2 separate regions of the Homo sapiens genome follow, and region 2 is linked to region 1. Evidence: read pairs that join two places in POLR2A ChIA-PET (ENCODE). Cell type or tissue: MCF 10A. All regions are shown on one strand. Each heading gives the region's core, and the rest is flanking DNA. Links, peaks and the distances in the headings are about the cores only. Region 1 has its middle 16 kb from the start of CST9L. Region 2 overlaps CSTL1 (cystatin like 1).

Region 1 (10,189 bases), core at 2,065-7,064:
TTGTGTTATTGCTTTATAGGCCCTCTGAGATTTATGCTATAATCAGGTTCTATTTTGGTGTATTTCAAGTTTTTCTTTCAAGATTTAGAATACCTTTTAGCATTTCTTGTAGTACTGGCTTGGTAGTGGCAAATTCTCTCAGCATTTGTTTATGCAAAAAAGATTTTATTTCTCCTTCATTTGTGAAGCTTAGTTTTTTGGATACAAAATTCTTGGCTGACAATTATTTTGTTTCAGGAGGCTAAAGATAGGACCCCAGTGCCTTCTGGCATGTAAGGTTTCTGCTGAGAAATCTACTGTTAATCTGATAGGTTTTCCTTTATTGGTTACCTGATGGCTTTTTGTCACAGTTCTTAAGATTATTTCCTTCATCTTGACTTTATATAACCTGATGACTATGTGCTAGGTGATAATCTTTTTGTGATGATTTTTTTCAGGTGTTATTTTATCTTCTTGTATTTGGATGTCTAGATCTCTAGCAAGGGCAGGTAAGTTTTTTTCACATAGTCTCTCAAATAAGTTTTCTAGACTTTTAGATTTCTCCTCCTCTTCAGGAACACCAGTAGTTTTTAGGTTTGGCCACTTAATATAATCCAAAGTTTCTTGAAGCCTTGTTCTTTAATTTTTTTTTTGTCCTTGTCTGATTGGGTTAATTTGAAAGCTCTGTCTTTGAGCTCTTAAGTTCTTTTTATTTTTTATTTATATATATTTTGTATTTTTTCCATAAGTTATTGGGGTACAGGTGATATCTGGTTACATGAGTAAGTTCTTTAGTGGTGATTTGTGAGATATTGGTGTACCCATCACCTGAGCAGTAAACACTGCACCATATTTGCAGTGTTTTACCCCTCATCCCCTTCTCACTCTTCCCCCCAAGTCTCCAAAGTCCATTGTATCATTCTTATGCCTTTGTGTCCTCATAGCTGAGCTCCCACATGTCCGTGAGAACATACGATGTTGGGTTTTCCATTCCTGAGTTACTTTACTTAGAATAAATAGTCTCCAATCTCATCCAGGTCACTGCAAATGCTGTTAATTCAGTCTTTTTTATCGCTGAGTAATATTCTATTGCATATATATACCACAGTTTCTTTATCCACTTATTGATTGATGGGCATTTGGGTTGGTTCCACTATTTTGTAATTGTGCATTGTGCTGCTATAAACATGCGTGTGCAAGTATCTTTTTTGAATAATGAATTTCCTAGGTGTTATTTGTGCTTCTTGTATTTGGATGTCTAGGTTTCTAGGAAGGCCAGGGAAGTTTTTCTCAATTATTCCCCAAAATATGTTTTCCAAGTTTTTAGAATTCTCTTCTTCCTCAGGAACATCAATTATTCTTAGGTTTGGTCATTTAACATTATCCCAGACTTCTTGGAGTGTTTGTTTATATTTTCTTATTCTTTTGTCTGTGTCTTTGTTGGATTGGGTTAATTCTAAGACCTTTTCTTCGAGCTCTGAATTTCTTTTTCCTACTAGTTTAATTTTGTTGATGAGACTTTCCAGAGCATTTCACATTTCTAAGAGGGTGTCCAAAGTTTCCAAAATCTTTTATTGTTTTTTCTTTAAACTATCTATTTTCTTGAATATTTCTCCCTTGACTTCTTGTATTGTTTTTTGGATTTCCTTGCATTGGGCTTCTCTTTTCTCTGGTGCCTTTCCAATTAGCTTAATAACTGAATTCCAGAATTCTTTTTCAGATAAATCATGTATTTCTTCTTAGTTTGGATCCATTGCTGGTGAACTAGTGTGATTTTAGGGGGAGTGTTAAAGAGCCTTGTTTTGTCATATTACCAGGGTTGGTTTTCTGATTTCTTCTCATTTGGGTAGGCTCTATCAGAGGGAAGGTCTAGGGTTGATGGCTGTTGTCCAGATTATTTTGTCCCACAGGGTGTTCACTTGATGTAGCCCTCCCCTCTTTTCCCATAAAAGAGGGAAGTGTTTGTTCCTGTGAGCCGAAATGCAGTGTTTGTTGTCTCTCTTCTAGGTCTAGCCACCCAGCGAGTCTACCAAGCTCTGGGCTGGTACTGGGGTTGTCTACACAGAGTCCTGTGATGTGAACTGTCTATGGGTCTTTCAGCCGTGGATATCATCACCTGCTCTGGTAGAAGTGGTGGGGGTGGGGGTACATTGGACTCTGTGAGGGTTGTTAGATTTAGTGGTTTAATGCTCTATTTTTGTGCTGATTGGCCATCTGCAGAGAGGTGGCGCTTTCCAGAAAGCATCAGCTATAGTAGTGTGGAGAGGGACCAGCGGTGGGCAGGGCCCTAGAACTCCCAAGAGTATAGGCCCTTTGTCTTCCTCCACCAGGGTGGGTAGGGAAGGGCCATCAGGTGGGGGCGGGGCTAGGCGTGTCTGCGCTCAGACTGTCCTTGGGCGGGTCTTGCTGCGGCTGCTGTTGGGGATGGAGGTTAGACTCCCAGGTCACTGGAGTTGTGTACCTAGGAGGATTATTGGCTGCCTTTGCTGAGTCATGCAGGTTGTCAGGGAAGTGGGGGAAAGCCGGCAGTCACAGGCCTCACCCAGCTCCCACGCAAACTGAAGGGCTGGTCTCACTCCCACTGTAACCCCCACAATAGCCCCAAGTCTGTTTCTAGGTGGTGGGCAAAATGAGCTTGAGAACTTGCCCCAGGCTACTCACCTCCAGGCTGTGAAAGAAAAGGGCTTGGTTCTTCCCTTGCCTGTGGAGTCTACACACCGGATTTGCACCCTTTCCTGAGTTCTGGCCAGGAGGCTTCTCACCCATTCAAATTGTTACACAGTTCAGCTAGAGATTTCCTTCTTCCTATGGAGTCTTGCCCCACCACTCTTCTGGCAGTCTTCCCAGTGGATCCCTGTGGTGTCAGGCAGGAATGTCCTACTTGGGGGGCCCAACAAGCTCCCAGGGTCTTTCTGCTGCTTCCTCTACCCCTGTATTTCACTCTGCTCTCTAAATTGACTCAGCCCCAGGTAAGGTAGGAAACTTATCTCACCAACAGACCTTCAGTTTCTCCATTGGGGGTGTGAGTTCAAGAGAGGAGGGTTTCCCTTTCCCACTTTTGCAGTTGGAGCACTCATAGTATTTGAGGTGTCTCCTGGGTCCTGCAGGAGCAATTTGCTTCTTTGAGAGGGTCTGTGGATCCTCTTGGGATTGCTGGATTGTTCTTGCAGTCAATCTGGAGCTAGAATTCACAGCGTGAGCTTCCACACGCTGCTCTGTTCAGAGCTGTAATCTAGTCCTGTCTCCTGTCTGCCATGATGATCCATCACAGATTTTGTTTTAGCTGTTTAAATAAATTTATTAGGTTTATAAGTAACAATATGGATAGATCTCAAAATCAGGATTTGGTTTTTCTTATTTATTTATTATGCTTTACGTCCTGTGATACACGTGCAGAACATACAGTTTTGTTACACAGATATACATGTACCATGGTGGTTTGCTGCACCCATCAACTCGTCATCTAGGTTTTAAACCCTGCATGCATTAGGTATTTGTCCTAATGTTCTCCCTCCCCTTGCCCCCCACCCCCTGACTGGCCCTGGTGTGTGATGTTCCTCTCCCTGTGTCCATGTGTTCTCATTGTTCAATTCCTACTTGTGAATGAGAACATGTGCCACAACCAACTTTTTTACTGTTGAGTTTTGAGAGTTTATTACATATACTAGATACTAGTTGTCTGATGGATATATGATTTGCAAATATTTTCTCCCACTCTGTAGTTTGTCTTTCCATCCTCCTCACATGGGTTTTCACTGAGCAAAAGCTTTTAATTTTGATAAGAAATAATTTATCAGTTTATTATTTTATGTATCATGATTGGAGGTTTAGTCTAAAATGTATTTTCTGTGCATGGTGTTTTCATATGCATATTAATTTATATTCTATGTCTCTAGAGGTCTGCCCTTTTTCATTACTAATATTTTTATTTCTTTATCTCTTTTTCCTTTCCTCTCTCTTCTTTCCTGACTCTGCCAAAAAACACAAGAACAATGTAGACCAAATACTCATGGCTGAATACTTCCCTGCCATGGTGGAATGTGTGTGTCACACACATTCCACCTGCAGAGCATGGACTCATATGCCTACAAGCTGGTGCATGTTCTGAGTTCCTAGAGGAAGAAGGTTGGTAACCACATCCTTTCCTTCCCAGCCCTCCCTTACTTGCTACCAATAATGGATAGGGGTGTGGTGTCTAATTAAGGAGTCCTGGTTTATCATTTGTAGTCCATAACAAGGTAAAATTTGAGGTCTATAGTATAGTAAGGTATAATATCTAGTTTAGTAATTTTAAGTTTTTAGAAAACATTTTACTTTGAAACATCTAAGAACTTATTCAAATCTAATTAATAGTGCTTAAAACATTTTTTCAATCTTCATCTTTTCTATGACATTCAACTGAAGAATGACTTCAAAATAAGGACTACTAAAGAGATGAAGCTACTGAGTTAAAAAAAATATATGGACTAAAAATGTCCATAAAGACAGATTGAGAAGTACTTCAAATTTTATGTCAAAGACATAAAATGACAACAGATACTTAGAAAAATGGGAAAACTGGAGACAGAGTGAGAGAGAGAGTGAGAGATGCAGATTCAGAAGCAATAAGGAACCCCCATCAGTCCTGAGAGGCTGCTGTGCGGTCAGTTCCTCTTCTCTGATTTCCACCTGCTCTGAGCTCCTTGGTGGGTCTGCACTTAATGAACTGAAGGGTTTTTTACACTCTTTCTCAGACCACAGCTTTCAATCCTAAATGATTTTCTTTTAATCAAGTCACTACAGAATGCAATCAGGAATGCACTGTTTATCTGGGCTGCAGGTATGGACAATGAAAATGATCTCCCAATGGAGCACTTTTGGTTAGGAGGGAGAAGTCGGATTGCTCTTCCTCCTTCAGCACTAAGATCCTGCAAGAAGGGCAGAGGGACTCCAACCCTGCACAGAGCTTAAGCCTCTGGAAAGACTCTGTGCAATGCCCTGGCTGGTTCTCTGCCCCCTGCTCTCTGGGCTGGAGCCTTCCACGTGGCTTCCTGAATCTGGCAGTCCCTGAGTCAGTGTGGGGTTTGATAAGAATGTATGAATGAGGAAGGAGGATATGGAATGGAAAGAAATAGAATTGAGTGGAAAGAAGAGCAAGGAAAATTTCAAAGTGCATTTTGCAATGGGGCAGATGTTATTTCTTGAAGCCATTGTCCCAAGGATGTGTGCCTGTGTGTAATGGGAGCACTGTGTGTCATTTTTCTTGCTGGAGGTCAGGTGAAAGTTTTGACAATATGCTGTAGATGAGGCTCCCTCTGTCCCAGGGCTGAGGTTACCCTGAAAACTCTTGGAGATCCAACACCCTCCCGGGCATGTGGCGCCATCCTCTGGGAATGCAGTTGCAGGATCAGATGCCTGCTGAGAGTGAAGCTGTGTCTCATCGTGGGAGAGGTGGAGGTGAAGCTGGAGACAGGGGATACATTAGTGGGGTCTGACTCAGCCTGTGTCTGCCCCAGGACCCACCATACACACCTGCTCTTTGCTCTTAATTCCTTAATCTGGAGAAGGTTCCCCAGATTTTACCTCCAGTGAACTGATGCCAGGCCCATGAGTGAGCTCCCTAATGCAGTAGCATGTTTGGGCCTCTCCCTACAATGACAGCATCTTCACTTTCAGGTATTTAGGTGCAGAAAGAGGGGCGTGTTCACTGTAATCTCTCTGTACATTAGATAGAGTCCAAGACCGTATTCTCAATGGAGCTACTGCTGGGGAGAACTAGGTGTGGGAAATTTGAAGACAACATTGATAACTGCCCTTTCCAAGAAAGCACAGAGCTGAACGATGTAAGACAGGGCAACATCTTCCCTCCTGGACACAGCTGTGGATGCCACATAGGGTGTGGTATGGGCACAGGTGCAGCTGACAAAGAGACTTAGAGGAGTTAGCCTGCAGCAGCCTCTACCAGGCTGCCCTGCTTTTGCCTTAGTGGGGAGTGCAGAGGGGAAGGCAGCCACGGGTCCACTTGTAGGCTCCCGGCCAATCTGAGTTTCCTGACTCTGCCCTGTCATGCCACTGCAGTGGCCTGTACCCAGGGCACATGGCCTTCAGACTGCTCTTGTCCGCCTGGGGTCCCAGTCTCCTAAGCCTGAGTAGAGGCTGTTTCCTCTCTGGTCTTCCTCCCCAGTCTTCGTCTGCCTTCTGAAGAAAGAGCGTGGTGGGGATCCAATATCACCTCTTTCTGAGTGTGCAGTTCTCAGGGTCCCCCTCCCCTAATCCAGAGCCTGAGGCAGGTGGAGGCTGAGGAGGGACCCCACTGCCCTCCCTCCCTCGTCCTGCCCTGGCCCCTGCTGAGCTGTAATGCCTGCTCCAGAGGATAGGGACAGGGGACAAGGGGAAGCCCAGCTCTGGGGACAGCCTACCTAGGACAGGTGGGCCCCCTCATCAAAGGATTAACTAATAGGTTAAACATTGGCCTACATCTGAGAGCAGCTCTGGGGAGACAAAGTGACTTTTGTGCTCTTGGGGGTATGAATCACACAGGCCAGCCTGTGGAGTCCCAGGAGGCCACTGTCTGGGAAGTGGGTCCTAACACAGGTTACCTTGAGTGAAGAGGGAGCCCCAGATCTGGAAGCAGCTAAGAAATGTCCCAGGAGTGGGGCTGGATGGCCCCACATGAGGATGAGAGCCGCATTCAACTGACAGCTTGGGAAATGTGCAAGGTGGATATTGATCCTTTGCTCAGAGTGGGAGCCATGAGCTTCCTGAGCCCCCTGTCCCCAGTGCCTCGCCCATGCTTTCCCTCCCAGATGCTCACCTGCTTCTTCACTTTTAGGACCCAGCCCTGGGTAATGCAGTGTGAGCTCCTGAACAAGACCTGCTCAGAGGGGTTCCCCTGATTGCTTCTCACCCACAGGCCCAGGCTCAGGCTGCCCTCACCTCTGTGGACACTGGCAGTTCTCCAAAGGTGGCTCTGCTGTAGCTGACCAGCTCCATATTTGTTTGTTCTTTTCAATTTACAATTCCCTTGGATTCATGACGGGGCATGCAGATGCTGTCAAAGTAAATTCCACACTTCTCCAGGTTCCTCATGTAGAATATAGGTCATTAAACATCAGCATTTCCAGAAGCTTTGTGTGCTAGTGTCCTGGAGAGAGGGGCCTGGGCAGTTGATGGAGTTATTCTCAGCAGGGCAGCCTCGTGGGCTCTCAGGGGTAAGTTTTTATTCCCTGTTGGGCCTCCTGAGTGGCTTCCAGAGGCACAGCTAAGGTGCGTCTGAGCCGCCATCTCAGGGCCCCTTGCAGGCTGCAGAGGGGCAGTGAGGGTGGCCTCCCAGCGCACGGGATGTGCACATGGAGCAGGACAGGGACTCGGGAATCCCACACAGCCCATGTGACATTTGCACTAATGCTCAGAGTGCATGTATACCTAATGTGTTAGCTGAGAATAGCCAGCAGCTGTGGACACCCTGTCCACATCTCCCAGATCAGGCTTCGGCATGCATTCTCTGTAAAAATTTAAGGAGTAACTATTTTGGTCTTTGTAGGCTTATAGTCACTTTCTCAGCTACCCAGCACTGCCTTTGTATGTTGAAAGAAGCATAGACAGTGCATAAACAAATAAGAGCAGTCGTGTCCCAACAAGACTTTGTCTACACATGGAGACAAGCAGACTGGGCTGCTTTTGGCCCTCGGGTCATGGTTGCCAACCCCTGACCTAACAGGCCTTCTGAGTGCAGCTGCCGCTGGTATCCCAAGTACCAGTACATGGGTAGCTCCCAACTCATGCACCTGCGACGTGCCCAGATTGGCTAGTGGCTTTCTCCGTGTAATTGGAGCTCCTCCAGCAGAGCAGGTACACCCCTGTGGTGTGGGAAAGGTCAAGTCTGAGAGTCACACTCCTTCTTCAGGAGGGAGGCAGGTGAATGTCCCAGTCTCCCAGCCTCTGGGCATCCAATTCAGAGGTGCATGTCACATGGTTCTCAGAGCTCCCCAGCAGAATAAACACCCCCGGCCCCAGTGTGACCCATTGATAACAGACACCTTGCGTTTCCCCTTCTCTGTCTCCCTTTCTCACATGTGTCCCCTGGGATCACCTCCAAATAAACTACCTGCACCCACCAGTCTGTGTTTCAGGGTCAGCCTGGGGGGACCCAACACAAGACCTGTGGTGCGTTTGGACCATCGTCTTGGGACTTGTCCTCCATAGATGTGCTGGGAGGGTGGCCCCTCGATCATAGGCGTTCAGGCAAAGCAGAGGGGAGAGCCAGGCCTGGAGACCTCCCTGCGGCCTGCCAGCACTGAGGTAGGCACAGCTGCTGCACTTTGTCCCATCTGGCCTCTGGAACCCACACAGCCCTGCCGTGCCTTGCTCCAGACTTGAGCAGATTTTCCTCTGAGACCCTCCCACCACCTCCCCTGTCTGCTCCCACCCTTGGTCCTTCTCTTGACCCTGACTCCATCAGCAGAAGGAAGCTCAGAGGAGGTGCTTTATCCACAGTGATTCCAACAAGTGTCTTCCAAACAATCCACCCCACTCATTTCATTCAAGAACTATTTCTGAGGCAGCTCCCAGGACAGGGTCTCATGGGGAGTGAGCCCACTGTGGGGGTTGTCCTGGCTCCCTCCTTCATGAAGCAAGGGGAGAGGAGCCCACTCCAAGGCACTGGCCCTTGGGAGGATGCACTAATTCCTGCCTGACTCAAGTTACATGTGTGGGTCTTTTAACAGTTTTCTATACCTCCTAGAAAGGAATATTCACGAAATATAGGATTTTTCCTGGCTACAAATATATCTCCAGGGTTCAAAGCAGTGCATGACTTGAACTGCGTGCTTGGATTTTGCATGCAGACAGGGCTAGCATTGAGGGCTCTGTTGCTTTGGAAAGATCTCTCCTCTCTCACACTTACCATCAATTCCTACTCCTGAAGTTGGCCTCCTGGTCACTTCTCTTTCTGGAATTTTTATAGTGAAGAATCAGGGAATCGCAGCCATGAATGCTGTGTATGGTCACAAGGTGGGTCTGCAAGTAAATCCTGTGCCAGAGGCCAAGCCAGGGACATGCTGGGAACACCTAGTCAGTAGCATCCCTGGGCCTCAGCCCCAGGAAGGAAAAGGAGCATAGATTGTAGTGTAGTGTCACAAGTTTCCTCCTTCTCTGGAAATGTGAGTTCTCATCCAGGTCTGCATCCTCCATCTCCTAGTCCCTCATCCTCTGTCTCTGCCTCATTTACATGGAGATGACAATTTTTGCTTGGCTGCCTTCAAATGGCTACAGCTGAAATCAAATGAAATAGTAGAAGAGAATACTAAATATAAATCTGTTCAAAAATGTGTTAGATATGCACTTCCTTATTCTGTACTGCAACCACTTCCTTGTCTGCTAGGGAGACATCTGGACATATTCCTCACCTTTCCCAGTGTGTCAGGGATGAAACATAGCCCTGGGGACATTATAGGACTGAACACAAAGTAACAACAATGTGGAAAACTTGGGTAGGGACTTCCACACTTCCTGTGCCTCTCTTCTCGAGACAGAGCAAAGGCAGATGAGGTGGATCCTGAGGAGGAGAAGTGGCTGTCAGTATATATTCACAGGGACCACATCCCAGCTGTCGGTGGTTCTAGCTCTGTGTCTTGTGTCTGGGTGACTTCCACCAATTCCCAGAAGAGACTAAGAATCTCTGGATAGGACTCTCGAGCCAAGATGGCCGAATAGGAACAGCTCCGGTCTACAGCTCCCAGCGTGAGCGATGCAGAAGACGGGTGATTTCTGCATTTCCATCTGAGGTACCGGGTTCATCTCACTAGGGAGTGCCAGACAGTGGGCGCAGGCCAGTGGGTGCGCGCACCGTGCGCGAGCCGAAGCAGGGCGAGGCATCGCCTCACCTGGGAAGCGCAAGGGGTCAGGGAGTTCCCTTTCCGAGTCAAAGAAAGGGGTGACGGACGCACCTGGAAAATCGGGTCACTCCCACCCGAATATTGCGCTTTTCAGACCGGCTTAAAAAACGGCACACCACGAGACTATATCCCACACCTGGCTCGGAGGGTCCTACGCCCACGGAATCTCGCTGATTGCTAGCACAGCAGTCTGAGATCAAACTGCAAGGCGGCAGCGAGGCTGGGGGAGGGGCGCCCGCCATTGCCCAGGCTTGATTAGGTAAACAAAGCACCAGGAAGCTCGAACTGGGTGGAGCCCACCACAGCTCAAGGAGGCCTGCCTGCCTCTGTAGGCT
Region 2 (10,189 bases), core at 7-5,006, 140 kb before region 1:
ACATGACAGGGTCCGGCCAGGCCATAGACTCCAGGTTCACCTGCTGTGGGTCCCAAGTGGCTGGGTAGGGGGAAGACAGGGTGACATTCCTGTTCCAGACTGGCACTCCTTTCTGTTTCTACCCTTGACTGTGGGCAGCTCCCCTCTCTGCCCATGGGGTTCATGAGCAGCCACAGGGAGAGACCTGGGGAACAGGTGCCTGTTGCTTGCCTTTGAAAAATACTTCCCCCAAAGTCTGTTTTCTTTCTTCTTCTACAGAGTTTAATTTGCGAGTCTTTGATATACACCATGCCCTGGATAAACTATTTCCAGCTCTGGAACAATTCCTGTCTGGAGGCCGAGCATGTGGGCAGAAACCTCAGATGAGGGCTCATATGATTGAGTTGTGCACTGGCTGTTATTAAACTGTAAAGGATCATGTCTCCCTCATTGGGGTCTTATTACACATGCACACACACACATGCACACACAGAGTGTACACGTACACACACTTGCACATACTTACCTTCACAACCCACACACACAATGCTCATACTCACGACACCCTCACACTCTCACCACTCACATACATGCACATTCACTTTAACAGCCTCACACACTCATCCACCCGCCCACCCACTCACTCCTACATGTCAAGCACATGCACACTCACTCGCACACACATTCAGTGGTCTTCAGGGGTTGGTGCAATCTTTTCTTTCTTTTCCTTTCTTTCTTTCTTTTTTTTTTTTTTTTTTGAGACACAGTCTTGCTCTGTTGCCCAGGCTGGAGAGAAGTGGCGCAATCACTGAAGCCTCCGCTAAAGTGGAGCTCACTGAAGCCTTGACTTCCCCGGGCTCAAGTGATTCTTTCACCTTAGCCTCCCAAGTAGCTGAGATTACAGGTGCACACCGCTTTGTCCAGCTAATTTTTTAAAACACTTTTTTTGTGGAGACAATATCTCCCTTTCTTGCCTAGGCTGGTCATGGACTCCTGGGCTCAAGTAATCCTCCTGCCTCAGTCTCCCAAAGTGTTGGGATTATAGGCGTGAGCTACCGCACCCACCCAGCTGATGCAATTAGAACAGAATGTTCATAATCATTGGGGAAACCTCATCATTCTTTCTACGCCACCCCACATCTCTATGGCTTTTCTGAATTTAGCATGTCCCTGAGCTCTGACCCTAGTGTGGGGAGCCCTATTTCTTCCCAGCACACACACAACACTGTGACTCACACACATTTTTGTGAGTGTGTCTGAGATTCCCAATACCAAATTCACATTGAGTGACTCACTAGAGGACTCACAGGACTTAGCCTAGAGTCATTCTCATGGCTGTGATATGACAGCAATGGGACACAGGGCAAAACCAGCAAAGGCAAAAGGTGCATGGCGCTAGGTCAGGAGAAAACCAGCCAGGAGCTTCCAGAGTTCTCTCTCGGTGCCGTCACACAGAGCACGCTCAATTCCCCCAGAAGTGAGCTGTGGCAGTATGTGTCACAAGGAAGCTCCTTAAGACCCAGCAGCCAGGGTTTTTACCGGGGACTGGTCATGAAGGTAGTCTCTGCCTGGCACGTGCCAAAATTCCAGACTCCCAGAGGATAGCAGGGGTTCAATGTCAACCTCACTGCTGTACAGAGAATGTAAACACACTGAGGCCCTCTTCTCATGCAGGAAAAGTTTTCTATCAGTGTAGGGAACTGTTGACCCTCCAAGTTCTCAAACTCCATCCAAGGCCAGCCTTGCAAGCAGCCTTTCTTTCTTTTTTTTTTTTCTTTTTTTTGAGACGAAGTCTCGCTCTGTCGCCAGGCTGGAGTGCCGTGGCACGATCTTGGCTCACTGCAGTCTCCGCCTCCCAGGTTCAACCAATTCTTCTGCCTCAGCCTCCCTAGTAGCTGGGACTACAGGCGTGCACTGCCACGCCCAGCTAATTTTTTTGTATTTTTAGTAGAGACAGGGTTTCACCATGTTGGCCAGGATAGTCTTGATCTCCTGACCTGGTGATCCACCCGCCTCCGCCTCCCAAAGTGCTGGGATGACAAGCGTGAGCCACTGCGCCCAGCCTGCAAGCAGCCTTTCTAAGGACAGCAGTTCAGGCGGGCCGTGCGAACTCATTTCTGCACACTGAGTCATTGAGCCTCCCATGTTCTGATGGCTGCTTAAATAAGACCTGTGTTTTCTCCTCTTCTCTGGCTGACAGTCGATTAGAGAAGGTGCATGTTAGACCAGAAATGGTCTAATAGCCACAGACAATGGCTGACAGTGTGCCTATTGTACCACTTGACCATTCAGCCTCTTCCCAGGCACCAGCGCCACCAGCTGGTCATAATGGCAACTTGAGGGAGTATTGCTAAAGGGGAAGAATAAACATAGAGCAAGAACCTCAAACTTGACAGCAAGGCCTGAGGGAGAAGAGAGGATGGAGGAAGAGAGTTAAAGGAGGTGGAATTCCTGCGCAAAAAACCCCACAAAAACAACCTCCCCACAAACGTCACAAAAACAAAAAGGCCAGAAAGCACCCAGTCCTGCAAATCTAAGCTAATTGAGGGCTGACTGGGTGACCAGCACTGGCCTGCTGCCCACATTATCCTATTTGATCATCATGACCACCCTACGAAATGGCAACTTTTTCTCCACTTTATAGATGAAGAGCCTCCAAAGGCAGCCTCTGTCCAGATTCTAACATCCTAACTTAACACAGCTTGTTGGTTGCATTTTTAGAAATGGAGTCATACAATATATATTCTTTTGTTTCTGGCTTCTTGAATTCAATACATCCGTGTGGTCGTGTGTAGTTATAGTTCACTTTCTTTATTGTATAGAATTGCTTTGTGTAAATATACCACAATTTATCTATTGTACTGATAATGTACTTTTGGGTCGTTTTCAGCTTCTAAGAACAATAGCTATTAACAAGCGTGAGTGTGCCTGTCTAATGCTGGACACATTACATGTACTTCTTTTCTTTTCTTTTTCTTTTTTTTTTTTTTTTGTGAGACAGAGTTCCACTCTTGTTGCCCAGGCCGCAGTGCAGTGGCACGATCTTGGCTCTGCCTCCCAGGTTCAAGTGATTCTCCTGCCTCAGCCTCCCAAGTAGCTGGGATTACAGGTGCCTGCCACCATGCCCAGCTAAATGTTTTTGTATTTTTAGTAGAGATGGGGTTTCACCATGTTGGCCAGGCTGGTCTCAAACACCTGACCTCAGGCGATCCACCCGCCTCGGCCTCCCAAAGTGCTGGGATTACAGGCATGAGCCACCGTGCCTGGCCACATACATGTGTTTCTATTGGATATATGCCTAAGAGTTAGTTGGTAATAGGATGTGCTTATGTTTAGCCTTTAGCTATTTTTTGCTCAAGACTTTTAAACATTGTTTGTTTTTTACCTAATTTGTTTTTCTAATGTTACTTACTTATCGATTTAAATCTTGTTCAACCTCTAAGTTCTTACTTTTTGAACATCTTTTATTTATATGGTCTAATTGTACTATTTCTATCTTTTTTTTGCTTTCCAACTTTAGAGTCATCTCTTATTATTATTATTGTTATTATTATTTTATTTCAATGGGTTTTTGGGAACAGGTGCTGTTTGGTTACATAGATAACATCTTCTGTGGTGATTTCTGAGATTTTGGCACACCTCTCACCTGAGCAGTGCACACTCTACCCAATGTGTATTTCTATCTCTTTAAACACAATTTCATATTGACACTCTATTCTTTTTATAATGTTTTACCAAACTTTATGGCATTACTTTGAATTTTTTAAAGTGAACTCTCCCACCCCACCCGCTCACCTTGCTTTCATAACTAGCAAACAGGAATGGTGGGCCTGAGCCAGCATTGAGACAGGAGTGGGCACCCAGGCCCTGGCTGAGTACAGGGAGGCAGCACAGCAGAGCTCTCCGGCGATGGAGCAGTGCTGTGTCTTGAGCATGGTGCTGGTTACACGAATGTACACGTGTGACTAAATGGCACACACACAGTACCAATGTTGGCTTCCTAATTGTGATATTTTTCTGTGATGTGATAAGATGTAACCATTAGGGGAAACTAGAGGAAGGACACAGAGGACTTCTCTCTACTACCTTTGTAACTTCCTGGAAATATATACTAATTTTTTAAAAAACTTCAAAGAAAGCCCCCACAACGTTGGCTGAGAAATCCAAGAGATTAATGGGCATAAATGTTCCACCTTCTCTTTTTAATCTCCCCAAAAATAGTAATGCCTGCCTTGGGGACACCATAGCAAAAAATGTCAGAAAAGTGTTGACTGTTGACTGGTATTAAATTACTACCACTGCCACTGCCAGCATTCTTCCTAATGGTTAATATTTATTTGAATGCCTGCTTCGTGTTAGGCACTGTGTTAAGCAATTTATATGCATTATCATCATCAATCTTTACAACTGCCTCAAGGAGTAGGTACTGTTATTCTCAGTTAAAGATGAAGACATTGTAGGTTAGCATCATCCCAGGCAGTTGGCGGAGGGAAACCCCACCTGGGCCCCGCTGAAACAGGGTTCTGGGCATTCCAGCACTTCAACAGGGAGAGTAAAAGCCAAAAATAAATTATTTGTTCTTTCAAAGCCAATCCCATCTTGGTGAGAACTGGTGTTGCTGACGTGCATCTCAGCTCACAGTTCACACATGCAGGAGCTCTCCTGTTGGTGCTCTGCCTATAGTCTCTCAAATCTCACACTTTCTGTGCATGCCAGCTTGACTTCCCTGTGCCCTTTTATTTGTGCACCGTCTCTGCCGCTTACTCTGCCCTGGAGCTGCCTCAGGCCAGAGGTACTAGGGAATTCATGCCCCCTAAGAGCCAATACTGATGGGAACTGAACTGTTGGATAAATACCCCAACTCCCTCTCCCCGCAGGGAAATGAATGCTGTAATGCCGTGTGTATGTGTGTGTGTGTATGTGTGTGTGTATATGTGTGTGTGTTTGCTATGGTGTCCCTAGACCTCACCTGTTGTATTAAACCCAAGGCTTTTGCTTGAGCTCTTGGGAACAAGATCTTCCTCCCTTTCTTACTGGATGTGAAGGAGGACACACCTAACCCATTGAGCTGCTGGCAGCCTCCCTGCAACCACATGGAGGAGGAAGTGGAGTGGGGTAAGCCCGGTGACATCATCTGAGACCTTGAATCAGGCTGCGGAGTTGGGGGATGCTTCCTCCCGTGGCTGCTGTGCCTTCTGTGGAAAGAAAGCCCCTTGAACAGAGGACTCCTGGCTTCTCCCTGTCCTCAGGACTTCCTCTCCTGCTGGGATTAATCTGACTGGTCTGTTTGGGAAGAATGAACTGGGCATTGTCACCAGGTCTGCCTCCTTCACGGGGGGCACATATGTCCCTTTGCTCCTCTAGGAGAGGAATTTATTTATAGACAGACCTGGTTTGGTCCAGTGTTGCTCGTGCAAGGGGGCAGAAGTCTAATTCTGGAGTTTGCAATTAGAAAGTGCACTTGCTTGCAAAAATAAGGCACATCTCTCAACCTGGTTATCATATCAGTAGCAAAGGCCTTGTCTTTCTTAGTTCTTTGGTGATTTCTTCTTATTTCACACTTTAGGTAAGGAGAGAGGGTGATCTTCATTGGGCCCCTCAGACGTGCCATCACAGGCCATACTTGCAAATGTCTCTTGGCTGTTCAGTTGCTTTGAGCTTCTTCCCTCTCCTTATTCTGCTTCTCAGTTTCTCCATACTATTTTAAAATCTAAAGAATCTTAAAATCTTGCCTGATATGAGAATGAAATTGAAGTTCTGCTACCATGAAGGCATAGGTGATAAGGTCAGGAATAATGTAGGTCACCTCATTTGGACCCCCAAACTGCCCTGGCCCAGCAGACTTTCAGATTATTACTATGAGCTGAAGAATTTGGATAAAAAGAAAAAGAAAAAAAGTGGAATCACGATCTTAAGAGAATATGTTGACAAACATTTATTGCCTATATTAAGGATTATTGCCCATTGCAGGATTCTCTCACATGCAGTGGCCGCAGTTGTACACTCCAGGACACCTAGTCACTGCTGCAGCTTTTGTTCAAAATTTTGTACTGTTCAAACCAGGGTACAGCAAACACTGAGAAGAAGCAGTTGACTTGCTAAAACAAAAAACAAAGGCAATATTTTAAAAGACGCCAGGTGAAATTTAAAAGGAGAAGGAAGAGGATGTAAGACACGAAGATGGAGAAAAGGCTACCACCTCTCCACCCCTACAATCCTATTTGACCACAAACAGAAGGACATTTTCTGGAATGATCCCAGCAATGTTACTATCAAGCGGCTGAAATCAAAATAAATATCAAACAAGATATTTAGAAATAAAGTGTCTGCGCAGCCCATATTCACCATGGGTACTGCTGATTCTTTTTTCCCTCTTCATTTTTACTCATTTTTTTAAACTTCACTTCTTCCCTTATTTGTCCTCTCTTGGCTCCATTTATTCATCCACCCATTCTTCCAACCATCTATTTATCCCTCCATTCATCTACCCATATGTCCATCCATCCATTTGTCCATCCATTTATCCTTCAGTCCATCCCCCATCCATCCATTTACCCATCTGTCGACCCATCAACCCATTCATCCATCCTTCCATTCATCCCTCATCCATCTCCATTCATTCTTCCATTTATCCCTCCTTCCATCCACCCATCCATCTTTACTTCCTGACTTTGCTTCCTCTCCCTCAGTGCATGCAGCCTTGCTTCATTTCTTCATCCATCTGTCCATTGCACCATCTCCCACAGATGGGCCAGTGCCAGGTGGGATGAAGGCCTGTTGGAGCTGGAGCTGCCTTCGGGGGTGGTGGCTTCCCAGCAGAGCACACGCATGCAAGTTTGTGCCCCTCATCCACCCTCACCCACCAGTCAAATCATTTCTGAACTTGTTTCCTCACCTCCTCCTCCCCCTGGATGAACATGGCTGGATGAAATGAGAGAGGACAGGAGCCCAGCACTTGCGCGGCCTTGTCATGTTGACTCTGAGGTATTCAGTCAGCGCACCTGACAGGTCCCTCCCACAGGCTGCTTAAATATTAGGAATTGTCTGCTTCCCTCGCCCCAGAGTGTGCCCCTGCAGCTCGGCCACCTCAACTCCTCTCTCTGGACATGTTCAGCCTCCTCACACTCCTTCCAGCAACAAAGGAGCAGCATCTCGGCTGTCTCCACCTTTGCTTTCCCTCTCTGAGGAAGGAGGTGTTACCCATGCATTCTTTTCAAGCCAGCTTGAGTAAATTCCAATTAATTCTTCCCAACTCATTCTAAAGCCACAGAAAAACCTCACTGAAAAGGACTTCTGTCTACGTTAAAGTGCTTTTACCCAATACCTTGTGAAGCTCCCTTTCCTGGGGGACACAGTTCGTGGTCTCTGGCTTTTGGCAGGTGGTCCACTGCATTTCCACATTCAGGTGATACTCCAGGTGGTCAGTGACCTGTGGGCGCCAGGCGTGGGGGAGGCACAGCTTGTCCCCTTCTCCCCTGTCTGCGGTTTCTGTGCCTGGGGGCTCCGCTACCCCACGTCCAAGGGCAAGGAGCTGGTCCTAGGCGGATTAGCGGGCTCCTCTCTCCTCTATTTGACTCATGATTGTTTTTGTCATTCCAAGAGAATTAACCAGAAACCATCAGAAACATGAACTTTCCCCCTGGGCAAATCTATCCCTTGGGTAATGCAAGTGACGCTAGTGATTCTGGATAGGGGTCTGTAAACTTTTTCCGTAAAGGGCTACATAGTAAACATCTTACGTTTTATTGGCCATGTGGTCTCTGTAACTACTCAGTTCGGCATGAGTGTGGCAGCAGCAAGCAGTGGCAGACAAAGCACAGGCATGCTCATGGCTAGGTCACAAGAACACGACTTACAAAAGTGGGCGGCAGGCAGTTTTGGCCCTTGGGATGTAATGTGCTGAGGATCCCTGGTCCTGGGTTTTGTTTAAGTGCCTTAATTTCATCACCCTAGTGAATTTATGCTTCTCTTAAAGTGCTCACATCAAGCTAAGCAAGGTTGAATTTCCCTTGAGTGGGACTATTCCTGACACCAGTGGCCACCCGATGTGGGCGTATCAGGCCTGGGGAGAGGCGGGAAGTCATACACTCACCTGCCTCTGGACTTTAAGGACTCGGAAGATCCTGAAGTGGTACTTGTCATCACTTTCCTTGTTATACTGGTCGGTGATCCACTGCAAGCTGTCCTTCGCATAGTTTTCTACTGCCATCACTTCATGGACGCTTAGAAAGGTTTTCTTCCTTGCTTGGTAGGGGAGGGCCATCAGAGTCAATAGAATGGCCAACAGGAGCTGTAGGGCCTGCCAGGGCTCAGCCATCATCCTTCAGCTGCAGAGGAACAGGAAGAGTGTTCTCTGTACTCCTCAGGGACAAGTCGAATCACACTGACCCTACCTGCCCTGGCAGGATTTAAGAGCAGCTGGTGGTGGACACCCACAGCTCTCCTCTCCTCCTCCTCCCCCTTCATCAGCAGCTGAACTCGAGGGGAGAGCAGCAAGAGACTGTGCAATGGTTTTTGCATAAGTTCATGCCACACACACACAGGATAACACACACATTTTCTCTTTTGAGGGGCTGCTCCCTCAGCAACACACAGGCTTCTGTGGACCCAGCATTGTCTTGGTGGGAGCCAGGCGAGGGCCCCTGGGAGTCCTGGAGGATGGTAGCTGCTGGAGACACGGGGAGATTGGATGCCAGGACTGGCGCATTCATAGGTGAGCAGTGGGGGGTGGGCACTGTGGGGAGGGGCCGCCTGCACCGGAAGCCACTCTCCCCCAGCCTGGTTCCTGGAGACGAGTTCTGGAAAATCCCCTCCCTTAGAGGACAAAGGAGCAGAGGCACCCTACAGAAAGGTGTGAAGGGAGGGAGAGTCAACTCTGACACCGACGATTCCCCAGTACCGACAAGTCCTAGAGTGGCCTCCGCTGGACTTGCATGTTTTGGAGGAGGAGGCAGTGGCGAGGAAGCTTCAGGTGTGAGACACAGGGAGCTTTCTGGTTGGACATTCTGGTCTCCTAAAGGTCCCATCCTGGGGACCTGATGGGAGTCCCCAGACTTGGCTGCCAGTTAGAGAAGGAAGAAGCCACTGGTGGGTGGAGGCTGGAGCTTGTGTCCCACGGCACACAGAATGCAGGCTTAGTGCGGTTATGTTCGATTCCTAGAAGGCCTGTTATGGTGTCTTTTGGGAAGATGCGATATAAAAATGTGCAGTGATGGCTCCTGTGTGGGAACCCGGGGAGGAGCCCTGGGCACACCCAACGCCTGTTTCGAGGCTTCCTCATGTGCCTCCAGGGGATGCCAGGAACCAGGAAGCCAGGGCCTCTTTCCTGACACCCCTGCTCAGCCTTCCCTCACAGACACACTTGCTGCATAGCCACATTCACACCCGAACACACGGACACACAACACATACACATACCTACACACACAGTCACACTCACACTGAAACACAGACACACAACACACAGAGACACATACCTATCCACACTCACACTGAAATATACAGACACACACACCTACATGTATACATCCACATTCACAGTGAAAAACACAGATGCACAACACACACACATACCGCCACACATGCACACATACACACTGAAACACACACACAACACACAGAGACACACGCACCTACATGTACACAACCACACTCACACTGAAACACACATACTACACACACATCTACACATACACAATGACACTCACACTGAAACATATAGACACACAACACACACCTACACGTACATGCCCACACTCACATTGAAACACACAGACACACAACACACAGATACACACACCTACATTACACACCCACACTCACACTGAAACACACAGACACACAACATACACACACACCTACATGTACACACCCACACTCACACTGAAACACACACACAACACACATAGACACACCCCCCCACGCATACATACCCACACTCACGCTAAAACACACAGACACAGTACACACACAGACATACATACCTGCACACACACACACTCCCAAAACTCATGGACCTCAGGGTTCACTCCTTGGAGTACAGTGGAGCGCACATCCTCCATGCCCTCTTGATGGAGGGTTTGGCATCACCACAGAGCGAACACTGTGGAAGGGCTCTGTCTCCACCTCCTGTCTGTGCTTCCAGGACGGCCTCAATTTGTCTGGTGGCACAAAGGCAAAGCAGAAAAAGGTGAGAAGCTGGGCATCAGTT

Evidence for each region. ChIA-PET counts read pairs that join two places held together with the same protein. Peaks named below come from ENCODE experiments on the same cell type or tissue, not always from the same donor. Only the 100,000 strongest peaks of a DNase experiment are listed, where the experiment ranks them.
Region 2: POLR2A ChIA-PET joins it to region 1 with 5 read pairs; 4 of 35 experiments call an interaction of 5 or more read pairs at or near these places.

The regions. Positions count from the first base shown.
Region 1 is chr20:23,579,657-23,589,845 of GRCh38, forward strand. It overlaps the pseudogene CST9LP2. Among named protein-coding and RNA genes, the nearest start is that of CST9L, 16 kb to the left of the region's middle. RefSeq lists an enhancer at 9,877-10,189. In MCF 10A, for the core only: no CTCF peak of the experiment used is centred there; a DNase peak (open chromatin) is centred at 4,075.
Region 2 is chr20:23,444,513-23,454,701 of GRCh38, forward strand. CSTL1 (cystatin like 1) reads left to right here. Exons shown (of 4, transcript NM_138283.1): 4 at 259-418. The coding sequence ends at 366. It overlaps CST11 (cystatin 11), which reads right to left and starts at 8,364. Exons shown (of 3, transcript NM_130794.2): 1 at 8,072-8,364; 2 at 7,304-7,408; 3 at 5,900-6,077. The coding sequence starts at 8,299. The coding sequence ends at 5,994. RefSeq lists silencers at 2,201-2,260, 2,281-2,380. In MCF 10A, for the core only: a CTCF peak has its summit at 2,266 (motif pointing left); DNase peaks (open chromatin) are centred at 1,269 and 2,269.